3 separate regions of the Homo sapiens genome follow, and all the other regions are linked to region 1. A link is a loop called in an ENCODE intact Hi-C map of the cell type or tissue named here. Cell type or tissue: B cell. All regions are shown on one strand. Links, peaks and the distances in the headings refer to the core of each region. The heading gives the core; the rest is flanking DNA.

Evidence for each region. Peaks named below come from ENCODE experiments on the same cell type or tissue, not always from the same donor. Only the 100,000 strongest peaks of a DNase experiment are listed, where the experiment ranks them.
Region 2: it touches region 1 in a loop (24-fold over the local background); 12 of 110 quality-filtered maps call a loop at or near these places.
Region 3: it touches region 1 in a loop (17-fold over the local background); 40 of 110 quality-filtered maps call a loop at or near these places.

What each region holds. Positions count from the first base shown.
Region 1 is chr9:90,866,887-90,874,779 of GRCh38, forward strand. It overlaps SYK (spleen associated tyrosine kinase), which reads left to right. Exons shown (of 14, transcript NM_003177.7): 7 at 245-313; 8 at 7,318-7,405; 9 at 7,786-7,893. Among named protein-coding and RNA genes, the nearest start is that of SYK, 69 kb to the left of the region's middle. In B cell, for the core only: CTCF peaks have their summits at 4,335 (motif pointing left) and 4,534; a DNase peak (open chromatin) is centred at 4,335; H3K27ac peaks cover 1,266 bases.
Region 2 is chr9:90,751,375-90,759,267 of GRCh38, forward strand. It overlaps the pseudogene OR7E108P. Among named protein-coding and RNA genes, the nearest start is that of SYK, 46 kb to the right of the region's middle. RefSeq lists an enhancer at 4,836-4,895. In B cell, for the core only: CTCF peaks have their summits at 4,594 (motif pointing left) and 4,799; a DNase peak (open chromatin) is centred at 4,557.
Region 3 is chr9:90,222,457-90,230,349 of GRCh38, forward strand. No RefSeq gene overlaps it. Among named protein-coding and RNA genes, the nearest start is that of MIR4290HG, 180 kb to the left of the region's middle. In B cell, for the core only: CTCF peaks have their summits at 4,476 (motif pointing right) and 4,675; DNase peaks (open chromatin) are centred at 4,443 and 4,755.

The sequences.
Region 1 (7,893 bases), core at 3,355-5,854:
AATTTTGTAGCCTTCAGTGGAACATATTTCCCAAATATATTTCTAGATCCTTCTTCCCAAGTGGCAGGCCCTTCCAGAAGCCTTCCCAATGATCAGGTGTTGCCCGTGGTCGATCTCATTGGCAGGGACAGGAGGGGGTTAGTGGTGCGATTATAGAAGCAAATTTAAGTAGCATGTCGTGGAAGGGATCCTGTATTTGTTTTCTGAAACATTTACTGTTCCTCTTTGCCGTTGTGGTTTCTAGACTTGGTCAGCGGGTGGAATAATCTCAAGAATCAAATCATACTCCTTCCCAAAGCCTGGCCACAGAAAGGTGCTAAAGCAACCCCTGCTTGCTGTCCAACTAAGTGGTAGGACCAACGCGCACTCAGCTCCCGCCCGCCCAGTCTGCCCTGTGTGTGCGCTGCCCCCCATCTCTTGCCACTCTGCTTCCAGGCCTCTTTGCCCTTGCTCACACCTGCTGTTCCTGGGCAGCCGCGCCCCAGGTACATCATGTGCTTTTCATGTGGGTCCTCAGTCCGTCAGCTGGAAGTCCAACAGTGTGAGCATGCTTTCTGTGCTCAAGCGTCATTTTAAAGTCGTTTCAGTTGGCGTCATCCGTCATAGCTAATTATCATGTCCGAAAATCTTTTCAAAGATGGCCCACTTACTTTTTGGTGGCCAGACTCACGTGTTGCAGTGTTCTGGTAATTGATTATGTAAGTTACGTTGTGATGGAGGGAACACCAAGGTTTTGTGAGGCGCGCTGCACAGTGAGGTCAGGCAGTGCATGGTAACTTCATTATGGCTTAGACGTCTAACATAGAACTGCAAATGTGACATGTAAAGAAGAGGTGTAATCTGAGGTCTAGAAAAACCAGTTTTCTTTTTGAGGCAGTAATGTTGACATCTCATTGATTTCCATGTTTTGTTCTATTATTGGATTTTGAGGGAAAATAAAAATAAGTTCTTTTTCATGACTTTTATTTATAATGACTTATTTATTCCTTCCCCCAAAATATGTATATATAATGTGTTTGAATTGCTTTTTTTCCATTCTACTTTTATTATCAGTGGGGTAAAATTGGTTCTTTTATCAGTAATTCTTTTTATTTTCATATTACTTGGTGTTTTTACCGACATTTTAGCATATAATTGAGCATCCACTCATGAAATAGATTGCCTAAAGTATTTACTAGAAACAACAGAAATAAAAGACATAAAACCCTTGAGATTTTATTTAGTAATAATTTTCCAAGTTTACTCATACTCAAGAAGTTCTCAATCGTGTTGACCACAGAACAGAAAGATTTAATGCAGTGTTCGAGAGGAAGAAAAGGTTTATTTTACACTTGAATAAAGTAACTATGTCTGTTTTTCATGTTTACCCAAGGCAAAACACCCCCACAGATTACTCACAGTGGCTAAAGAAATACCTAGAAAATAAGTTTTGGTGCATCTTTAGACTACAGGAGAACATGTCAGAAAAAAGTTGAAGAAAATATCAGTGACCACCTAAAAATAAAGAAGTATATGTGTAGATAACAACCATAACATCATCAAAAGAGAAATGAGAAACTGGGAGTAAGTAGCACTAATGCTGACACATAGATTAATAGCTTTAATATACAAAGAGATTCTAAAAATAATTAACAAAAATATTAACTGTCTACTAGGATAATTGGCAGGGAATATCAGTAGTAGTTTATAGTAAAGCAAATATAAATAGTTCTTAAACATATGAAATGTTGTTTAACTTCATGAGAAGAGAAATGCAAGTTAAAACTATGGTGCTTAACTGTGTCCACCTATGATCCAAATTTTAAAAGCTTGATAACACTGTAGTAAAGGCATGGTAGATAAGCACTTTCACTCTTCCTTGGGGAAGTCTGAAATGATGCAATCTGTAAGAAAGGCTCTGCAATTTTATTTCTAAGTATGTACAGATATTCTTGCATTTGTGTGAAATCATGTACATGTGAAGGTGTTTTTTCCAAAATTGTATAATTGACAAAGTCTGATAATAATTTAAATGCCTATCAATGGAAAACAAATGAAATTGGTTACAGTAAAATTGCTACTATGGGAGGCAGCTGAGATCTAGAATTGTTTTCAAAATATAATTTTAAGTGTAAAAGTCAATGTCCTGCAACACACACATACACATACATATATGCAGAATGTGTTGATATCGTATACAGTATCCTAGAAAAATACAGAAAATGCTGGCAATGCTGGTTGCCTCTGGAGTAAGAGATGGGAATGTTAAGAAATCCCACTTTTCATTGTAAACTCTGTTGTATCTTTTTAAATTTGAACCTGTTAAGAAATTTTAATCAATTTTTTTAAAACAGAAAATTAAATAGTAGAGAGTAATTAATCTGATTAATATTGTGAAAATACCTTTCTGGCAAAAAAAAAAGTTTGCTTTCTATTTAAGTTTAGAAGAACTTTAAAGTATACATTGAATTTTTTATAGAAATAAGAAACTGGAAATAAATATTACTAATGATGACACATATATAAGGCCAAAAATATCAACAGATAATTTTTAAAAGATCAAGGTTGTAAGGTTTAAGCTATAGATTAAAAATATTTTAATTGCTTATCAGAAATATTTTAGAGCTAATATGTATATTTTCACAAACAAATGGGGAACTTTCCATTATGTAATCAGTCATGAGAAAAGAATTGTGAGAATTATGTCAAATGTCCCATCATGTTAGCTAAGAGATAAATAACTTTCTTGAACTTGTTAATTTGCTCAGTGTACATAGTTGTTTTAATAATTCAGGCACAAAAAATACATGTTAGAACTTGAACTACCTATAGCATCTAGATAGTTAATGAAAAGTATGTTTAGATTTGAAGATGATTATGAATCAGATAATTTAAATTTTTCATAAAATTACTAACAGGCTGATGCATTTTAAACTTGTCTTTAGAAATTAGTAGCTTACTGCCAAGCACAGTGGCTCATGCCTATAATCCCAGCACTTTGGGAGGCCGAGGCAGGTGGATCACTTGAGGTCAGGAGTTCAAGACTAGCCTGGCCAATATGGTGAAAACTCATCTCTATTAAAAATACAAAAATTAGCCAGGCGTGGTGGCACACGCCTATAATCCCAGCTACTCAGGAGGCTGAAGCAGGAAAATCACTTAAGCCTGGGAGGTGGAGATTGCAGAGATCGTGCCATTGCCCTCCAGCCTGGGAGACAGAGCAAGACTCTGTCTCAAAAACAAAAAAAGAAAAGAAAAGAAAAGAAATTAGTAACATACTTATAAAGTATAAACAAAATTAACTTAAGAATACAACTAGTAGTCTTTAAATGAATTAAACCCCTCCCAATATTAGTCCTGGAATTTCTTTCTCTGCTGCTTTAAGCACAGAACCTTATCCTTCTTTTATGGAAAATAGGTGGAAATTAAACAGCAACATCTCTAAAAAGACTTCCAGGGAACTTTTCAGCTTTGCATTTCAAAGGCACATCCCCTAAGAGGATTAAACTGAAATGTGTCCCAGAATTTCCAATTAAAACCCATTTTTCATGTTTTATTCCAACACATACATTGGTGATTATAATATTTTAAAACTTACATTTAAGTACAGGGCTCAGTGGGAAGAGAAAAAAGAAAGAAACATCCTCAAGTTGTACCCTGTTGCTTGGTAATGCCTTAGTAGACCAGACCCTTGAGAAAATGTGTTTTCATATAATTATAAAGGAACAGATTTTAGATCTTCACTGTAAGAGAACAGTAATTGCAGAGGTCAAGTGTTATTTTCATGGATCTCAGAGCAAAGCTAATAGTAGCCTATTCCCCAGCCAACAGTCTGCCCTCGCCTGTGGGGGTCTACTGAACCAGGGTAATTCCACCAAAAAAAGGAAACCAAACCTAGTTTATTGCAGCCAATATTTCTAAAGCCAGCTGGCTCTTTTGTCACTATTATTGTGATGACTAATGACTGTATTGTCATCTGCATTACTGCTGTTGCCTAATTTGAAAATGGCCCAAGAATCTGGGAGTAAAAATTAAGATCTAGTAAATGGATGTTAGGACACTTGGCAATACTCTGGAATCAGGAAACTCTGAATGGACCTATCAGTTCCACAGACCAATAATTTTTTCCTCTTTTGTTCACTTTTGGATCACCAGCTTTTAAACATAGGCACTCAAAGAATGCTTGTCAAATACATTTTCTATTCGCAGTTAAACCTTACCAATAGGAAATCAGGGATAATAATTTATAACTGGACTTATTATTGCAGAGTGATATCCTTACCTGAATTTATAAAATTTAAAGAAAAGTCACCAGTTGTTCTTTTGGAAGGTAGAAAGCGAAGGTGGCTAATGCCATCTAGCGGTGGACTGAAGGTTTGAGCCTGTTCTGAGTATTAGCAAAAATGAAGAAAGTGGAATGGTCAACATTTCATTTACACCTTGTTGCTCACTGTGCAGAACAGATGACACTTATTGATTGGGACAGAATGGCTCTCTCAAATGCAAACATAAAGAATAAAAGGTTAATAGTAATGTAGACCGGAAATATATTTTTTATTAAAATTAAATGTCATTACATTTTTTAAGAATAGTATTTTTACAATTTATCATTATGCCACTGTGCTCATTCTTTACAAACTCCTCAAATTTTTCTTTTTAACTGAGCATTTTCTTTTAGAGATTGTTTTGGTTATTGTTCTACTAAGTGGCATATTCACCAAGTGCTTTGGGAAAGATGAAGCATGGATTTTGCATCTTCATCTTTATCATAAAGTAACTACTGTTCTTTTAACTGACTCAATAGGAAACCTCCCATTTCTTCCACATTCTTCCAGTTGTGGCATCATTCTTTGCTCCAGTCCTGTTAGTCACCAGAAAGAGATAGGGGCAGGGAGCCCAGGGATCTGGGTAGGAGAGAGTTGATGTGGGGTTGTTGAGAGACATGAGGGTTCTTTGTGGCTTGGCTTAAAAGGCTTATAATCACATAGTGGTCTGTGTTGGGCAGCATGGAAATGAAGCCCCAAGCTTTATTGGCTATAAACGTGGAGTTCTAATTTCCGAGGAAGATCTCCCATCTGTTTCCCTATCCATAAGCCAAGATAGACTAGGGGTGAACAACACACTGCTAGTGAGAGTATAAATTATTTGTGCCCAGGGGTTTAGATTCTCTGTGTCCATCGCTACTAATTCTTACTCATTCCTGACACCCTAGTATCCCTTTCAGCATATTTTGACAACCCCATCTCTGTTTTAAAATTCTTCCCTGCAGGATTCATATGTCAGGGAATTGCGTTCTGGTTTAATTGGAACAAGCCATTTGGAAGTCCTCCTGGTCTGGAGAACATTCTGTGAGGTAGAGAGGCTGCAACCCCAGGATAATGTCCTCAGTGGGAGGGACAGGAGGTCTTATGTCAAGAAGAGGTGATGGTCCCTCTCCTCACCAGTGATGGCTAGTCCGAGGACATCCTTTAATTCCACATCTGTTCAAGTTTTGTCTTTGGATCTCAGAATGTGCCTGCCTGCAGGGAAAATCAAAGGAGTTGAAATGACAGTAAATATTAACCTTGAAAGAGACTTTAAAAAAAATAAAACTATTTTCAGCCTAGAATTGGTTGCGGGAGAAAACTGGGCAAAAGAGGAGGACAGAAAGCCTAGGGGATCACCCAGTTTCTGTCAGGACAGTTTTCCAGAGGCAGGATAATTATATTATAAATCAGAAGTGAAACCACAGCACAGTCCTGTAATCATATGTAAATGTTTAAAAGAAATAGATTGTCATTTGGAATTATTCATTCTTATTTCTCTTCATCAGCATAAAGGCTTGAGAGAGAGCTAATTTTTAAAGCACATTAGATTATACTTCACATCTCCTAGTTTTTAGAAGTGATTTTCATTCATTCACCCATCCATTCATTCATGTGTTTGTTCAACACATTTTTATTGAGCGTCCTTGTGGACGTGGCACAGTTCCGAGTGCAGTGAATAAATGTCTCCCCCTCCTTGAGCTTATATTCTATTTTTATTTTTGATGTGTCATAGTTACTTCTGTTAATCAGTTCAGTAGAAGTGCTGAGATACTCTGTGACAAAACAGATCCCATCGACATCATTTTTACAAATAAGACCAGATGTCCTTTAGCCTTGTCAACAGGCTTGGGCCATGGTGAACAATGTCTGCCTCTGAAGTGCTCAGCAGACCGTGTGAAAGAAGAAGGTCCGGGTGTTTGGAAACAATGGCTGAGTGGCGGTAGTGGTGCATTGTGACCTCATTATTCTGCTTTTGGTTTCTCGCCTTGTAATATGAATAAGGCACATGAGGATTTAGTGTGTGTCATAAGATAAGTGACTGTCACGTTAAGCTTAATGTCTCTGTTTCTGTAACTTTCTCCATAATCTGGCAGTATCTCATTTCTTCGTGGCCAGTGTTTGGGCACTGAAAAGGTCAATCAATACATAGAATTGTGACTCAACTCACGCTGAAAAAAAAAAAAAAGCATCTGAATCATGGTTCTCCTGTGAATTAAATTTAGTAGCAAGAATCTTGTTTTAATTTGGAAGAAAGGGTGGGTCAGGAAAACTCAAGATAGAGACTTTCAAAAGGGAAAGTCCTTAGGATAATGAGTAGATTTCCCCCCCCAGTTGTTTCATGATATAAACTGATGTGGACCAAATAAATACCTGTCTCACAGGGGTACTGATTTCCAGCATTAGCTGTGGCAGCTGGAGCATTGCTGGCCTAGGTGGCAGCAACTGGCCTTCCCTTGGGACCTGTAGTTACTGACCAGTGCCACCCTCTGCCATCCACCCCAATGCTGCTGCATCTCCACCGAAGATAAAGACTTGGGTGGAGACTTGGAAAACATATGTGCGTTGGAGTTGGGAAGTAGGTAGGAGCAGCTGATGAGTACTAATTTTCCTCTTTAAATAATGTCCATGTAATATGAAATTGAAGAGCACAAGTTAAAGAAGGAAAATGCTTCCAAGGCGAACATGCAAATCATCAGCGATCTTTGGTAGGTGGGAATAGGATGTGCAAGGGGGTGAGTGGGGAAGCAGCTCTATCCAGGCCAGTAGAGTTGACTCTCACCACACCCTCTGAACACCTCACAGAGTCCCTTGAGTTGTAGCAGCACAAGCTTGCTTTAGCCCTTGCAAGATCCAAATAATTGCCCGAAGAATGAGATCAGCCTTATTTTCTTCCCTGTTTTTCGTAATTCTTTCCTTTGTCTTTCCTGCAAAAGTTAAACTGTGATTATTGGAAAATAAAAATAATTATGCAGATCAACTTAACAGTTTTGTGGATGAAGAAAAACAACCTGTTGTCCTTTATGTACTTTAGTCCTCCCCTGCCCAAGGGAACCGGCAAGAGAGTACTGTGTCATTCAATCCGTATGAGCCAGAACTTGCACCCTGGGCTGCAGACAAAGGTGAGACTTCCTTTCATTCAAGGGACATTCACAGAGCAAAGTGCGTGGTCACTTGTAAGTTTGTAGAGTTGGTTCACGAATCCACACCACGTCCGTGATTGCAATACAGCCACAGTTAGCCATGGAAACACTCACATCTAGTGGCAGGCAGCAGGCACCACATGCCCATGAGCAGTGATGGTGCTATTGAATGAAATGGTCTTTCCCACCTCCCTCACCCAACGACGTTGGAAATGTCCCTGCCACTCTTCAGAATTTCTCATCCCTTGCAACATTGATGCTACTCTGAGTTCATATTCCCATGAAGATCATGTTCTTGGAAGGATGAATCCTGGTGTGGGGTCCAGCCCCAGGTCGTATGTTTCTTGACTGCATTGCAGGCCCCCAGAGAGAAGCCCTACCCATGGACACAGAGGTGTACGAGAGCCCCTACGCGGACCCCGAGGAGATCAGGCCCAAGGAGGTTTACCTGGACCGAAAGCTGCTGA
Region 2 (7,893 bases), core at 3,311-5,810, 120 kb before region 1:
CCATTCCTGGGGGGTGGTGCCACAGCTGAAGTCAGGTACATGCCAATGCCTGTTCCATAAAATAAGCAAACAACTGCCAGGTGAGAGCCACAGGTGGAGAAGGCTTTATACTCCCATCTGACGATGAAATCCTTAGAATGGAGGGAACAATTTTATAGTAAGACAAAAGGATCCCTGAAATGGGAAGAAAACCAAACATAGTACTATTGAAATACATGAATATGCTATTGATGACGCTGTCAGAACAGGCAAGGTTGAGAAGTTGAGATGGCTCACAGACAAAATGAGAGATTTCCACATTCTTGAAGAAGGTGAATTGTAACAATCTAACTGTGCAGCTGGGAATCCAACAGGCTAAGGAAAAAGGACACCAAAACTAAGAAGACACAGAGGTGAGGATTCACGATGACTGCGTAGTGCAGAGGGCGACAGATGGCTACAAAGCAGTCCTAGGCCATCACAGTCAGGAGCATGTCTTCTATACATGCAAAAAGGACCAAGAAAGACATCCGTGTCAGGCAGCTCGCATAAGAGATGACTCTGATATGTGACTGCATGTCCACAGTCATCTTGGGAACCGTGGCCGAAGTGAAACCGATGTCAGCCCAGCACGGGTTGGAGAGGAAGAAGTACATGGGGGTGTGGAGGTGGGAGTCAGAGCTGACAGCCAGGATGACGAGCAGGTTCCTCAGCACTGTGACCAGATACATGGATGGGGACAGCCCAGCGAGGACAGGCTGCAGTTCTGGATCCTCTGAGAGTCCCAGGAGGAGGAATTCTCAGACACCTGTGAGATGCCGTGGCTCTGTGTGACTTGGACACCTTGGGAAGAAAAGAGGATTGGAAAAATAAAAGATAAAAACCAGCCCTTAATGCTGTGTGTATATTTTGGATGCAAGCAATTCACAAGGAACATTTTCACACTTGAGGACCATACACCGCCAGCAATATTTCTCAGTTGTGACAAGCCCAAAAGTCTCAGAATTATTACATGATTTACTTTTTTGCTATTCAACTCCTTCTGTACATACTACTTTAGAGAAAATCCACTGAAGAATTTTAGAAGTCCAAAACATAATATACAACAAATCCATGATCTCAGTAAAATACGGCCTACTCTTTTCAGAAAAAATAAAATGCAATGAAGATGCTCTTCTCTCTTTAAGAAAAAGATCTCAGTCTAATTGAAAGAAATTAAGAAGCAGTGAAATACACTCTGTTTTATTCTGACACCGTGCGACAAATTCCTTTGATGTAGAATATGTAAAAGGATGATACAAGAGCTAGGACCGCATTATCTAAAAACAAAATAGAACCTTAGAGTTCTTAATCGGAAGACCTTTTAACATGCCACTTACTTTTCATATTTATTATCATCCTTAGGTTTTCTGACATCATTTATTCATAAAAGTACATGCACACTCAAATATGGGAGCTGTGTTTCCACATTAATTTAATATATAACTCTTGGCCAAGTGCCATGGCTCACACCTGTAATCCCAGCACTTTGGGTGGCCGAGGCCGACGGATCACCTGAGGTCAGGAGTTCCAGACCAGCCTGGCCGACGTGGTGAAACCCCATCTCTAGTGAAAATAAAAAAAAAAATTAGCCAGGCGTGGTGGCGGGTAACCCTAGCTGCTCAGGAGGCCGAAGCAGGAGAATCCCTTAGAACCTGGAAGGCAGAGATTGTACACCCTGTGGTATGATTTTGGATATCCTAGGGAGACATTGCTCCTGACATCAGAGTGGGCGTACACCCTGTGATATTGTCTGTAATATCGTAGAAAGATGTTGCTCCTAATATCACAGTGGCTGCACACCCTGTGATACTAATTGTAATATCCTACAGAGATATCATTCCTAATAATACAGTGGGTGTACACCCTGTGATATTGTTCCTAATATCCAGGGAAGGAGAGGATGACATTATGCCCAATATCACTGGGGGTGTACCGCCTCCCGCGGGGATATTGTTCTTAATATCTGGAGGTGGAGAGAATGATGTTACTCCCAATATCACAGGGGGTGTACACTACCCCTGTTTGTAAACACCCCCTGTGATATTGGTCCAAATGGCCTGTGAAAGAATAAATATGACTCCCATTATCGCGGGGGGTGTTCAGCCCTGATGATATTGTTTTCTAACATCCAGGGAAAGAGAGTATGCTATTACTCCCAATATCGCAGGGGTCGTACACCCTTCTGTGTTTTTGTGCCCAATATCCAGGAAAGTAGAGGATGATATTACTCCCAATATCGAAGTAATTGTACAGCACCCCTGTGATATTCTTCCTCATATCCAGAAAGGGAAAGAATGATATTACTCCCAACAGCATAGGAAATGTATACCCGCGCTGTGATATCTTTCCCAATACCCAGTTGGGGAGAGGATCATATTACTTCCAATGTCGCAGGGTGTGTACACCCACTCTGTGATCTTGTTGCAAACATCCAGGTTTGGGGAGGATGACATTACTCCCAATATCGCAGGGGAAGTACACTCCCCCATGACCTTGTTAGTCATTTCCTGGGTGGAGAGGATGATATTACTCCCAATATCGCAGGGGGTGTACACACCCCTGTGAAAATCATCCTAATATCCAGAGGGAGAGAGGATGATATTACTCCCAGTACCGCAGGGGGTTTACACAGCCCTGTGATACTCTTCCTAATATCCACAGGAAGAGAGGATGATATTACTCCCAGTACCGCAGGGGGTGTACACAACCCTGTGACATTGTTCCTAATATCCAGAGCGAAAGAGGATGATATGACTCTCAATATCGCAGGGGGTGTACACCCCTCCTGTCCTATTGTTCTGAATACCCTGGGAGGGAGAGGATAAGGTTACTTTGAATATGGCAGGGAATGTACACCCTCCCCCTCTGATACCCTTCCTAATGTCCAGGGGAAGAGAGGAAAATTTTACTCCCAATATCGCAGAGGCAGTACACCCCACCTGTGATGTTGTTCCCAATATGCAAGGGGAGAGAGGATGATATTACTCCCAATATTGCAAGGCTGTTCACATCCCCAGTGACATTTTTCCTAATATCTAGGGGAGAGACAATTATATGACAGCAAAGGTCACAGGGTCTGTACATCCTGATATGGTTCCTAATATCCAGGGGGGAAGAGGATGATATCAAATATGAAAGGGGGTGTACACCACCCACCCCTATGATATTGTTCTTAATATTCATGAGGGGAGACGATGATATTCCTCCAAATATCACAGGGGTTGTTGACACCCCCCTGTGATATTGTTTCTGATATCCGGGCGGGAGAAAATCATATTACTTCCAATATTGCAGGTGGTGTATACCCCACCTGAAATATGGCATCGAATATCCAAAGAGGGAGAGGATGGTATTAATACCAATATCGAAGTGTGTGTACACACCCCTTGTGATATGGTTTTTAATATCCAGTGGGTGGGAGGATGATATTAGTCCCAACATCCCAGAGGGTGTACACTACCCCTGTGATATTGTCTCTAACTTCCAGAGGGGAGAGGATGATATCACTCCCAATATCTCAGAAGTTGTACATCCCCCGTGATATTGTTTGTCATATCCAGGGAGGCACAGGATGACATTCCATTGAATTTCGCGACAGGCGTACATGCACAGTGTGATATTGTTCCTAATATCCAAGAAGGGAGAGGATGATATTACTCCCAATAAAGCAGTGGGTGTACATGACCCCTGTGTTATTGTCTCTAATATCCGGGGCCAGGGGAGCGGGGGAGAGGATAACATTCCCTCAAATTTAGCAGGTGGTTTGACGCCCCTTGTGGTGTTGTTTTAAATATCCAGCGGGGAAGACAATAGTACTATTTTTGATACTCCGATTCATCCGCTCCACCTTTCTGGAACTCTGAGGCTGGGAGGCGGCACGCAGTTTCCGTGTGATCCCCAATACCTTTGCCGTCTTCTGTACCAAGGCAGCCAAAAACGCAGGCTTGTTATCTGAGCTGATCCGTAAGGACAGTCGAAATCTAGGAATCAGATCTCGAAGGAGCACAGGGTTTACTTCACCAGCTTTCTCAGTTTGTGTTTGATAGGCCTCCACCCACCCAGAGTAGGTACGCCCAAGAACTAGTAAATACTTGGTACCTCCACACTTTGGCATCTCTGTGAAGTCTACCTGGAGATCTTCAAAGGGGACTGCTCCATAAGCTTGTATGCCGGGCGGAACGGCTGGACCTTGCCTCGCATTATGCTCTCGGCAGGTAACTCACCGCTGCCTCAGCATTTTGGCAAGGGCTGACAAATGTGAGATGTAGAAATACCGGCCTAACAACTTTTCCAGTGACTCCTGACCTACATGGGTGGTTTCTTGCACAGCCAGTACAACTGCAGCTCCTAGCAACTGTGGCACAGCTATTCTCACATCTGGTAACTGAATCCATCCTCCCTCCATCACTTGTCCTTCCCTCTACCTGGAGAAAGTCCTTTTCTTCTTTAGAAGAAGTAGGTCCAAGATCAGGTGCTTGAGGGAGCACTGATGCCCAGAAGGGGGCAAATGCTGCTTCTTCGAGCCTCTGAGTCAGCGAGGGAATTCCCCAAACCCAGCAAGGTGGAAGCTCGCTGGTGTCCTCTGCAATGCATGACTGCCACCTTGTGGGGTTTCCATACTGCTTTTAATAATTGCAAGATTTCTTGTTGATATTTTCTGTCTTTTCCCCCAGAGTTCAATAGGCCCTTTTCTTTCTATCATGCTCCATGCACTTGAAGGGTTAAAAGACATACCAAGAATCAGTGTAAATGTTTACAGTCTCACCTTCACTGAGTTCTAAGGCCCGAGTGAAAGCAATGAGTTCCGCTTTCTGGGCTGAAGTGGCCTGGGGCAACAATCTGGCTTCAACAACAGTGTCCAGGGTTACCACTGCATACCCTGCATCTCTCTCTCCTTGGGGGTTGAAGAAGCTGCTCCCATCCACATATAGTTCCCAGTCTACTGATGTGCAAGGCTGGTCCCGGAGGTCAGGTGTGCTAGAGTCAACTGAGTCCAACACTTCTACACAATCAGGCTGGACAGGGCTCTCTGGTACCGGGAGCAAGGTGGCAGGGTGTAGGGTGTTACAAACTTCAATAGTTATATAGGGATTTTCACAGAGCAAAGTTTGGTGCTTGATGAGTCTGGCATTCGTTAGCGAATGATGTCCTTTAGTATTCATTAAAGTCACCACAGCATGGGGGGCCTTTATGTTCAGGTTTTGCCCAAGAGTCAGCTTATTAGCTTCTTGTACTAGCAGGGCAGTTGCTGCCAAGGCCCTCAAACAGGGGGACCATCCTTTAGAAACCCCATCTAGTTGTTTAGAGAGGTAGGCCACTGGCCTCAGCCAGGGCCCCACAGTTTGGGTTAAAAGTCCAGCTGCCATCTTTTCTCTCTCTGACACATACAATGGAAGAGGCTTTGTCAGATCGGGTAGCCCCAAGGCTGGGGCTGCCAGAAGGTTTTCCTTTAACTCATGAAAGACTTCCTGTTGTTGGGATCCCCATTCCAAAAGTTCCCAGTCCCTGCCCCCTTTGTGACCTCATACAAAGGCTTGGCTAATACTGCAAAGTTTGGGATCCACAGTCTACAAAACCCCACAGCTCCTAAGAATTCTCTCACTTGCCTTCTGCCCTGAGGCTCTGGTAGGTTGCAAATGACCTGCTTTCTTTCTGATCCAGGGCTGCATTCCGACCCCTCTCGGATAGTAAATCCCAAGTAAGGTACCTGCCGTCCGCAGATCTGAGCTTTCTTCTTGGACACCTAATACCCATAGTCCTCCAGGTGCCTGTGTAGGGCATCTGTTCCCTTGGCGCACCCGACCGCCGTGGGGTGTCTTAACCTACTGGAGCAACACACAGCCTAGGTCTCTGGTGGGAAACTCTGGAGGTCTCAAGCCAATGCCTCCCTGAAGATGGTGGGGAGTTCTTGAACCCTTGGGGAAGTCCAGTCCAAGTGTACTGAGTAGTGACACCTGACTCCGGATCTTCCCACTGAAAGGCAAACAGCTTCTGCCTCTCAGGGGCTAATCTGATAGGAAAGAAAGCATCTTTCAGGTCCAAGCAGGTGAACCAGCTGTCCTCAGCTGGCAGCAACCCCAACAATGTGGATGGGTTAGGTACTGTTGGACGTAAAGTCAGTGTAGCTTGATTAAGCAAGTGCAAATCCTGTACCGGCCGGTAGTCCTTGGTCCGTGGCTTGGGAACAGGCAGGAGGGGAGTGTTCCATGGAGACTGACAAGGAACAATAATTCCAAAAGTTCTTAGGTGCTTGAGATGGACCTGGATACCTTGAAGAGCTTCTCTGGGGACCAGGGCCTGTTTTTGCCTAACCGGCTGGGCCCCAGTCTTAACTGGCCAATCCCGGAGGGTTGTCTTCCACCCGTACTCTTGGCCACCGCTTAGCCAGAGCTGGTCTTCTCTCTTGGCCCAGCTCAGTTAAGAAAAGTCTCCATTCCTCCTCTCGGGGGACCATAAGGGTCATAATGACTCCTGTTCCGGGTAACTTTAGCAGCAAAGAGCCATGCTCTGTCAAAGAGATAGTGGCTCTCAGCTTGCTGAGCAAGTCCCTTCCCAAAAAGGGCAAGGGACAGTCAGGCATGTACCAAAACTGATGAATGACTTTATGTCCTCCTACAGTGCAAGTCCGAGGCAAGCAGAAAGCCTGCTTTGCTGAAACCCCCGTGGCTCCGATGACGTCAATAGTTGTTTCGGATAAGGGGGCGACCGGGGCGGTTACTAGCGAATGTTCAGCACCACTATCTACAAGAAAATCAATGTCTCTACCCCCGACTGTCATTCTGACCAGAGGCTCTTTGGGGACACTTGAGCCCGGTCTCCCTCAGGCCAATAACCCTTCTGCCAGGTTGAGCAGGGCCCCTTCCTCCTTCTCCGGGCCCTCCTGCTCTGAGTCACCTTGTTTTCTTTTGAGCTGAGGGCATTTGTTCTTCCGCTGTCCTATTTCTTTACAATAAGCACACTGGTTACGCTGCAAACTCTGACAGCCAAGCTGAGTTTCTTTCCCAGGGCCCCCCTTCCCTTGCCTCTTTGGGTGGGGGGCCCTCTGATTGCTGCAGCTAACAAACAGGTCGGTGTTTTGCTGGGCCTGACCTCCATTCTCTTTGCCGTTTTCCTTACTGCTTACTGCATCCCTGCTTACAAACACCTGGCTAGCTATTTCTAGTAATTGTGATGTATTCATCCCTGCAAGCCCAGCCTGTTTCTGCAGTTTTCTTCTCATGTCTTCTGTGCTTTGACGGACTAAAGCCATGTTAATCATGCGCTGATTTCAGGGCTATCGGGATCAAAGGGAGTATACATACAATAGGCCTCACACAGCCTCTCGTAGAATTGTGCTGGACTTTCTTCTTTTCCCTGAATGACCTCAGAGACCTTTTTAACATTTGTGGCCTTCTGAGCTCCCCTCATTAATCCTTCCAAGAGAGCTTCCCTGTCTCGGTTTAGCCTTTGCATATCCTCTCTTTCATGTGGGTCCAACTGGGGGTCGGTTCCTGGTAACTGGGTCCTTACATACTCTTGGGGGTTTTGATAATCAGCTGATGCATGTTCCTCTAGCCACTTAGTTGCTGCTTGGGGACTCTCCGCCTTTCTTCGCTGTTAAAGAGGAACATGAGCAACAGGTGCCAATCAGCCCAGGTGTGGTTGTGGGTCTGGATAACAGTTTGGAGCAAATCAATTAGGGCTTGTGGCTTTTTGGTATAGGGCGGTGTATTGGTTTTCCAGTTGAGAAGGTCGACGCAGGTGAAGGGCTGGTACCCAAAAACACGCCTCTCCACCACGTGACCATCCTCATCTATCCCAGTATACCGCTGCTCTCTCAGGGGCATTTGTATCCCCGTTTTGGGTCGTAAACGAGCTGCCGAGGGAGGGGTG
Region 3 (7,893 bases), core at 3,311-5,810, 640 kb before region 1:
GATCATGGGAACCATATCACTGGGGTGGTGTACACTTTCTGCGGTATTGGGAGTAAGATCATCCTCTCTGCCTTGGAATATTAAGGACCATATCACAGTGGGGCTGTACACACCCTGTGCTATTAAGAAGAATATTGTCCTCCCCTGCCCTGCACATTGCAAAAAATATATAGAGTGGGTGTACACCTCCTGCGATGGGGGGGGGGGGCGTGGTGATATCATCTTCTCTTCTTCTGGATAATGGCAACAATAGTACACGGGTTTGTACACTTTCTGTGATATTGGGAGTAATATCAATCTCTCCGCCTTTGAATATTAAGAACAATATCACAGACTGGATGTACACCCCCTGCGATACTGGGAGTCATATCAGCCTCTCCTCTCCATGGATATTAGGAATAATATCCCAGGATGGGGGTACACCTCCTGCTGTATGGGGAGTCATATCGTCCTCTCCCTTCCTGGCTACTAGGAACAATATCAGAGGGTGGGTGTACACAGCCTGCGATATTGTGAGTAATATCACCCTCTCCCCCTCTGGATATTAGGAACAATGTCACAGAAGGGGTGTGCACTTCCTGCGATACTGGGAGTAATAGCATTCTCTTCTTCCGTGACTATTAGGAGCAAAATCACTGGGTGGATGCACAGCCAGTGCTATATTGGGAGTAACGTCATACTCCACCGCCTGGAGATTATATTCGGATCAATATCACCGGCTGGGTGTACACCTACTGCGATATTGAACGTAATATCATGCTCTCTCCCTCCCTGGACATTAGGAGCAATATCACAGGTGGTTGTACACCCACTGAGGTATTAGGCTTAATAGCAGAATGAATTATTCCTCATTTATTATTAACATGAATATGAATGACTGATATTCATATTAATATTAAGAAATAATTGCTAATAAAAAGTTTTCAGATTAATATTAATATTAATTATTAGGAGCTAATATTACTGTATTCTAATGAATAAGATCAATATCAGTTATTAATATCAGGCATCATTAATCATTACTATTAATCATTTATTGTTATCATTAGTATAACTATTTAATATTAATTATCATTATTATCGGTATTATTTTAAAAATTATATTATCAGTTATTAATATTGATAATTATTAGCGTCAATTAATAATTGAGATTATTAATTGCGGTAAGTCACATTGTGCCATTCCACCCCTCCCTCGGCAGCTCGTTTACGACCCAAAACGGGGATACAAATGCCCCTGAGAGAGCAGCGGTATACTGGGATAGATGAGGATGGTCACGTGGTGGAGAGGTGTGTTTTTGGGTACCAGCCCTTCACCTGCATCTACCTTCTCAACTGGAAAACCAATACACTGCCCTATACCGAAAAGCCACAAGCCCTAATTGATTTGCTCCAAACTGTTATCCAGACCCACAACCACACCTGGGCTGATTGGCACCTGTTGCTCATGTTCCTATTTAACAGCGAAGAAAGGCGGAGAGTCCTCCAAGCAGCAACTAAGTGGCTAGAGGAACATGCACCAGCTGATTATCAAAACCCCCAAGAGTATGTAAGGACCCAGTTACCAGGAACCGACCCCCAGTTGGACCCACATGAAAGAGAGGATATGCAAAGGCTAAACCGAGATAGGGAAGCTCTCTTGGAAGGATTAATGAGGGGAACTCAGAAGGCCACAAACTTTAACAAGGTCTCTGAGGTCATTCAGGGAAACGAAGAAAGTCCAGCACAATTCTACGAGAGACTGTGTGAGGCCTATCGTATGTATACTCCCTTTGATCCCGATAGCCCTGAAATCAGCGCATGATTAACATGGCTTTAGTCTGTCAAAGCACAGAAGACATGAGAAGAAAATTGCAGAAACAGGCTGGGCTTGCAGGGATGAATACATCACAATTACTAGAAATAGCTAGCCAGGTGTTTGTAAGCAGGGATGCAGTAAGCAGTAAGGAAAACAGCAAAGAGAATGGAGGTCAGGCCCGGCAAAACACCAACCTGTTTGTTAGCTGTGGCAATCAGAGGGGCCCCCCCAAAGAGGCAAGGGAAGGTGGGCCCTGGGAAAGAAACTCAGCTTGGCTGTCAGAGTTTGCAGCGTAACCAGTGTGCTTATTGTAAAGAAATAGGACAGCGGAAGAACAAATGCCCTCAGCTCAAAAGAAAACAAGGTGACTCAGAGCAGGAGGCCCCGGACAAGGAGGAAGGGGCCCTACTCAACCTGGCAGAAGGGTTATTGGACTGAGGGAGACCAGGCTCAAGCGTCCCCAAAGAGCCTCTGGTCAGAATGACAGTCGGGGGTAGAGACATTGATTTTCTTGTAGATAGTGGTGCTGAACATTCGCTAGTAACCGCCCCGGTCGCCCCCTTATCCGAAACGACTATTGACGTCATCGGAGCCATGGGGGTTTCAGCAAAGCAGGCTTTCTGCTTGCTTCGGACTTGCACTGTAGGAGGACATAAAGTCATTCATCAGTTTTGGTACATGCCTGACTGTCCCTTGCCCTTTTTGGGAAGGGACTTGCTCAGCAAGCTGAGAGCCACTCTCTCTTTGACACAGCACGGCTCTTTGCTGCTAAAGTTACCCGGAACGGGAGTCATTATGACCCTTACGGTCCCCCGAGAGGAGGAATGGAGACTTTTCTTAACTGAGCCGGGCCAAGAGCGAAGACCAGCTCTGGCTAAGCGGTGGCCAAGAGTACGGGGGGAAGACAACCCTCCGGGATTGGCCAGTTAAGACTGGGGCCCAGCCGGTTAGGCAAAAACAGGCCCCGGTCCCCAGAGAAGCTCTTCAAGGTATCCAGGTCCATCTCAAGCACCTAAGAACTTTTGGAATTATTGTTCCTTGTCAGTCTCCATGGAACACTCCCCTCCTGCCTGTTTCCAAGCCATGGACCAAGGACTACCGGCCGGTACAGCATTTGCACTTGCTTAATCAAGCTACACTGACTTTACATCCAACAGTACCTAACCCATCCACATTGTTGGGGTTGCTGCCAGCTGAGGACATCTGGTTCACCTGCTTGGACCTGAAAGATGCTTTCTTTCCTATCAGATTAGCCCCTGAGAGGCAGAAGCTGTTTGCCTTTCAGTGGGAAGATCCGGAGTCAGGTGTCACTACGCAGTACACTTGGACTGGACTTCCCCAAGGGTTCAAGAACTCCCCCACCATCTTCAGGGAGACATTGGCTCGAGACCTCCAGAAGTTTCCCACCAGAGACCTAGGCTGCGTGTTGCTCCAGTAGGTTGATGACCTTCTGCTGGGACACCCCATGGCAGTCGGGTGCACCAAGGGAACAGATGCCCTACACCGGCACCTGGAGGACTGTGGGTATTAGGTGTCCAAGACAAAAGCTCAGATCTGCCGACGGCAGGTACCTTACTTGGGATTTACTATCCCACAGGGGTCCGAACGCAGCCCGGGATCAGAAAGAAAGCAGGTCCTTTGCAATCTACCGGAGCCTAAGGGCAGAAGGCAGGTGAGAGAATTCTTAGGAGCTGTGGGGTTTTGTAGACTGTGGATCCCAAACTTTGCAGTATTAGCCAAGCCTTTGTATGAGGGCACAAAGGGGGCGGGCACCGGAAACCTTTGGAATGGGGATCCCAACAACAGGAAGTCTTTCATGAGTTAAAGGAAAAACTTCTGGCAGCCCCAGCCCTGGGGCTACCCGATCTGACAAAGCCTTTTCCATTGTATGCATCAGAGAGAGAAAAGATGGCAGCTGGACTTTTAACCCAAACTGTGGGGCCCTGGCTGAGGCCGGTGGCCTACCTCTCTAAACAACTAGACGGGGTTTCTAAAGGATGGTCCCCCTGTTTGAGGGCCTTGGCAGCAACTGCCCTGCTAGAACAAGAAGCAAATAAGCTGACTCTTGGGCAAAACCTGAACATAAAGGCCCCCCATGCTGTGGTGACTTTAATGAATACTAAAGGACATCATTCGCTAACGAATGCCAGACTCACCAAGCACCAAATTTTGCTCTGTGAAAATCCCTGTATAACCATTGAAGTTTGTAACACCCTACACCCCGCCACCTTGCTCCCGGTATCAGAGAGCCCTGTCGAGCCTGATTGTGTAGAAGTGTTGGACTCAGTTGACTCTAGCAGACCTGACCTCCGGGACCAGGCTTGGGCATCAGTAGACTGGGAACTATATGTGGATGGGAGCAGCTTCTTCAACCCCCAAGGAGAGAGAGATGCAGGGTATGCAGTGGTAACCCTGGACACTGTTGTTGAAGCCAGATTGTTGCCCCAGGCCACTTCAGCCCAGAAAGCTGAACTCATTGCTTTCATTCGGGCCTTAGAACTCAGTGAAGGTGAGACTGTAAACATTTACACTGATTCTCGGTATGTCTTTTTAACCCTTCAAGTGCATGGAGCGTGATAGAAAGAAAAGGGCCTGCCTATTGAACTCTGGGGGAAAACATAGAAAATATCAACAAGAATTCTTGCAATTATTAGAAGCAGTATGGGAACCCCACAAGGTGGCAGTCATGCATTGCAGAGGACACCAGCGAGCTTCCACCTTGCTGGGTTTGGGGAATTCCCGCGCTGACTCAGAGGCTCGAAAAGCAGCATCTGCCCCCTTCCGGGCATCAGTGCTCCCTCAAGCACCTGATCTTGGACCTACTTCTTCTAAAGAAGAAAAGGACTTTCTCCAGGTAGAGGGAAGGACAAGTGACGGAGGGAGGATGGATTCAGTTACCAGATGTGAGAGTAGCTGTGCCACAGTTGCTAGGAGCTGCAGTTGTACTGGCTGTGCAAGAAATCACCCATGTAGGTCAGGAGTCACTGGAAAAGTTGTTAGGCCGGTATTGCTACATCTCACATTTGTCAGCCCTTGCCAAAATGCTGAGGCAGCGGTGAGTTACCTGCCGAGAGCATAATGCGAGGCAAGGTCCAGCCGTTCCGCCCGGCATACAAGCTTATGGAGCAGTCCCCTTTGAAGATCTCCAGGTAGACCTCACAGAGATGCCAAAGTGTGGAGGTACCAAGTATTTACTAGTTCTTGGGCGTACCTACTCTGGGTGGGTGGAGGCCTATCCAACACAAACTGAGAAAGCTGGTGAAGTAAACCCTGTGCTCCTTCGAGATCTGATTCCTAGATTTCGACTGTCCTTACGGATCAGCTCAGATAACGGGCCTGCGTTTTTGGCTGCCTTGGTACAGAAGACGGCAAAGGTATTGGGGATCACACGGAAACTGCATGCCGCCTCCCAGCCTCAGAGTTCCGGAAAGGTGGAGCGGATGAATCGGAGTATCAAAAATAGTACTATTGTCTTCCCCGCTGGATATTTAAAACAACACCACAAGGGGCGTCAAACCACCTGCTAAATTTGAGGGAATGTTATCCTCTCCCCGCCTCCCCCGGCCCCGGATATTAGAGACAATAACACAGGGGTAATGTACACCCACTGCTTTATTGGGAGTAATATCATCCTCTCCCTTCTTGGATATTAGGAACAATATCACACTGTGCGTGTACACCTGTCGTGAAATTCAATGGAATGTCATCCTGTGTCTCCCTGGATATGATGAACAATATCACGGGGGATGTACAACTTCCGAGATATTGGGAGTGATATCATCCTCTCCCCTCTGGAAGTTAGGGACAATATCACAGGGGTAGTGTACAGCTTCTGGGATGTTGGGACTAATATCATCCTCCCGCCCACTGGATATTAAAAACCATATCACAAGGGACGTGTACACACACTTCGATATTGGTATTAATACCATCATCGTCTCCCTCTTTCGATATTCGGTGCCATATTTCAGGTGGGGTATACACCACCTGCAATATTGGAAGTAATATGATTTTCTCCCCCCTGGATACCAGAAACAATATCACAGGGGGGTGTCAACAACCCCTGCGATATTTGGAGGAATATCATCGTCTCCCCTCATGAATATTAAGAACAATATCGTAGGGGTGGGGGGTGTACACCCCCTTTCATATTTGATATCATCCTCTTCCCCCCTGGATATTAGGAACAATATCAGGATGTACAGACCCTGCGACCTTTGCTGTCATATAATTGTCTCTCCCCTAGATATTAGGAAAAATGTCACTGGGGATGTGAACAGCCTTGCGATATTGGGAGTAGTATCATCCTCTCCCCCCTTGCATATTGGGAACAACATCACAGGTGGGGTGTACTGCCTCTGCGATATTGGGAGTAAAATTTTCCTCTCTTCCCCTGGACATTAGGAAGGGTATCAGAGTGGGAGGGTGTACATTCCCTGCCATATTCAACGTAACCTTATCCTCTCCCTCCCAGGGTATTCAGAACAATAAGACAGGAGGGGTGTACACCCCCTGCGATATTGAGAGTCATATCATCCTCTTTCGCTCTGGATATTAGGAACAATATCACAGGGTTATGTACACCCCCTGCGGTACTGGGAGTAATATCATCCTCTCTCCCTGTGGATATTAGGAAGAGTATCACAGGGCTGTGTAAACCCCCTCCAGTACTGGGAGTAATATCATCCTCTCTCCCTCTGGATATTAGGAAGATTTTCACAGAGGTGTGTACACTCCCTGCGATATTGGGAGTAATATCATCCTCTCCAGCCAGGAAATGACTAACAAGGTCACAGGGGAGTGTACTCCCCTTGCGATATTGGGAGTAATGTTGTCCTCCCCAAACCTGGATGTTAGCAACAAGATCACAGAGGGGGTGTACACACCCTGCGACATTGGAAGTAATATGATCCTCTCCCCACCTGGATATTGGGAAAGATATCAAAGCGCGGGTATACATTTACTAAGCTGTTGGGAGTAATATCATTCTTTTCCTTTCTGGATATGATGAAGAATATCACAGGGGTGCTGTACAATTACTTCGATATTGGGAGTAATATCATCCTCTATTTTCCTGGATATTGGGCACAAAAGCACAAAAGGGTGTACAACCCCTGCGATATTGGGAGTAATAGCATACTCTCCTTCCCTGGATGTTAGAAAACAATATCATCAGGGCTGAACACCCCCCGCGATAATGGGAGTCATATTTACTCTTTCACAGGCCATTTGGAACAATATCACAGGGGATGTTTACAAACAGGGGTGGTGTACACCCCCTGTGATATTGGGAGTAACATCATTCTCTCCACCTCCGGATATTAAGAACAATATCCCGGTGGGAGGTGGTACACCCCCAGTGATATTGGGCATAATGTCATCCTCTCCTTCCCTGGATATTAGGAACAATATCACAGGGGCTGTACACCTTCTGTGATATTGGAAGCAATATCATCCTCTTCCCCGCTGGATATTAGAAAAAATATCACTCATGGTGTACACCCACTGTGATATTAGGAAGAATATTACAGGGTGTACATCCACTCTGACTTTAGGAGAAATAGCTCCCTAAAATGTCACGAATAATATCACAAGGTATACAGTAATATCTCCCTAGGATATGACAAATACTATCACAGGGTGTACACCCACTGTGATAACAGGAGTAATACATCCCAAGGATACTACCTATAATATCACAAGGCCGTGCACCCACTATGACACAGGGAGTGATATCTCCCTAGGATATTATGAATAACATCACAGAATGTACACCCATGGTGTGCACCCACGGTGATATTAGGAGTAATATCAACCCAGGACAAAACCAATAACACCACAGGGAGTAGAGACATGATGTACACCCACGGTGATGTTACGAGAACTATCTCCCTAGGATAATACCAATAACATCACAGAGTGTACACACATGGTATACACCCACTGTGGCACTAGGACTAATAACTTTCTAAGATATTATGAATAGCATCAGAGAACATAAACACATGGTGTACACCCAGTGTAACTTTAGGCGTAATTTCTCCCTAGGATATTACGAGTAACATCTCAGTGTGTACACACGTGGTGTACACCCA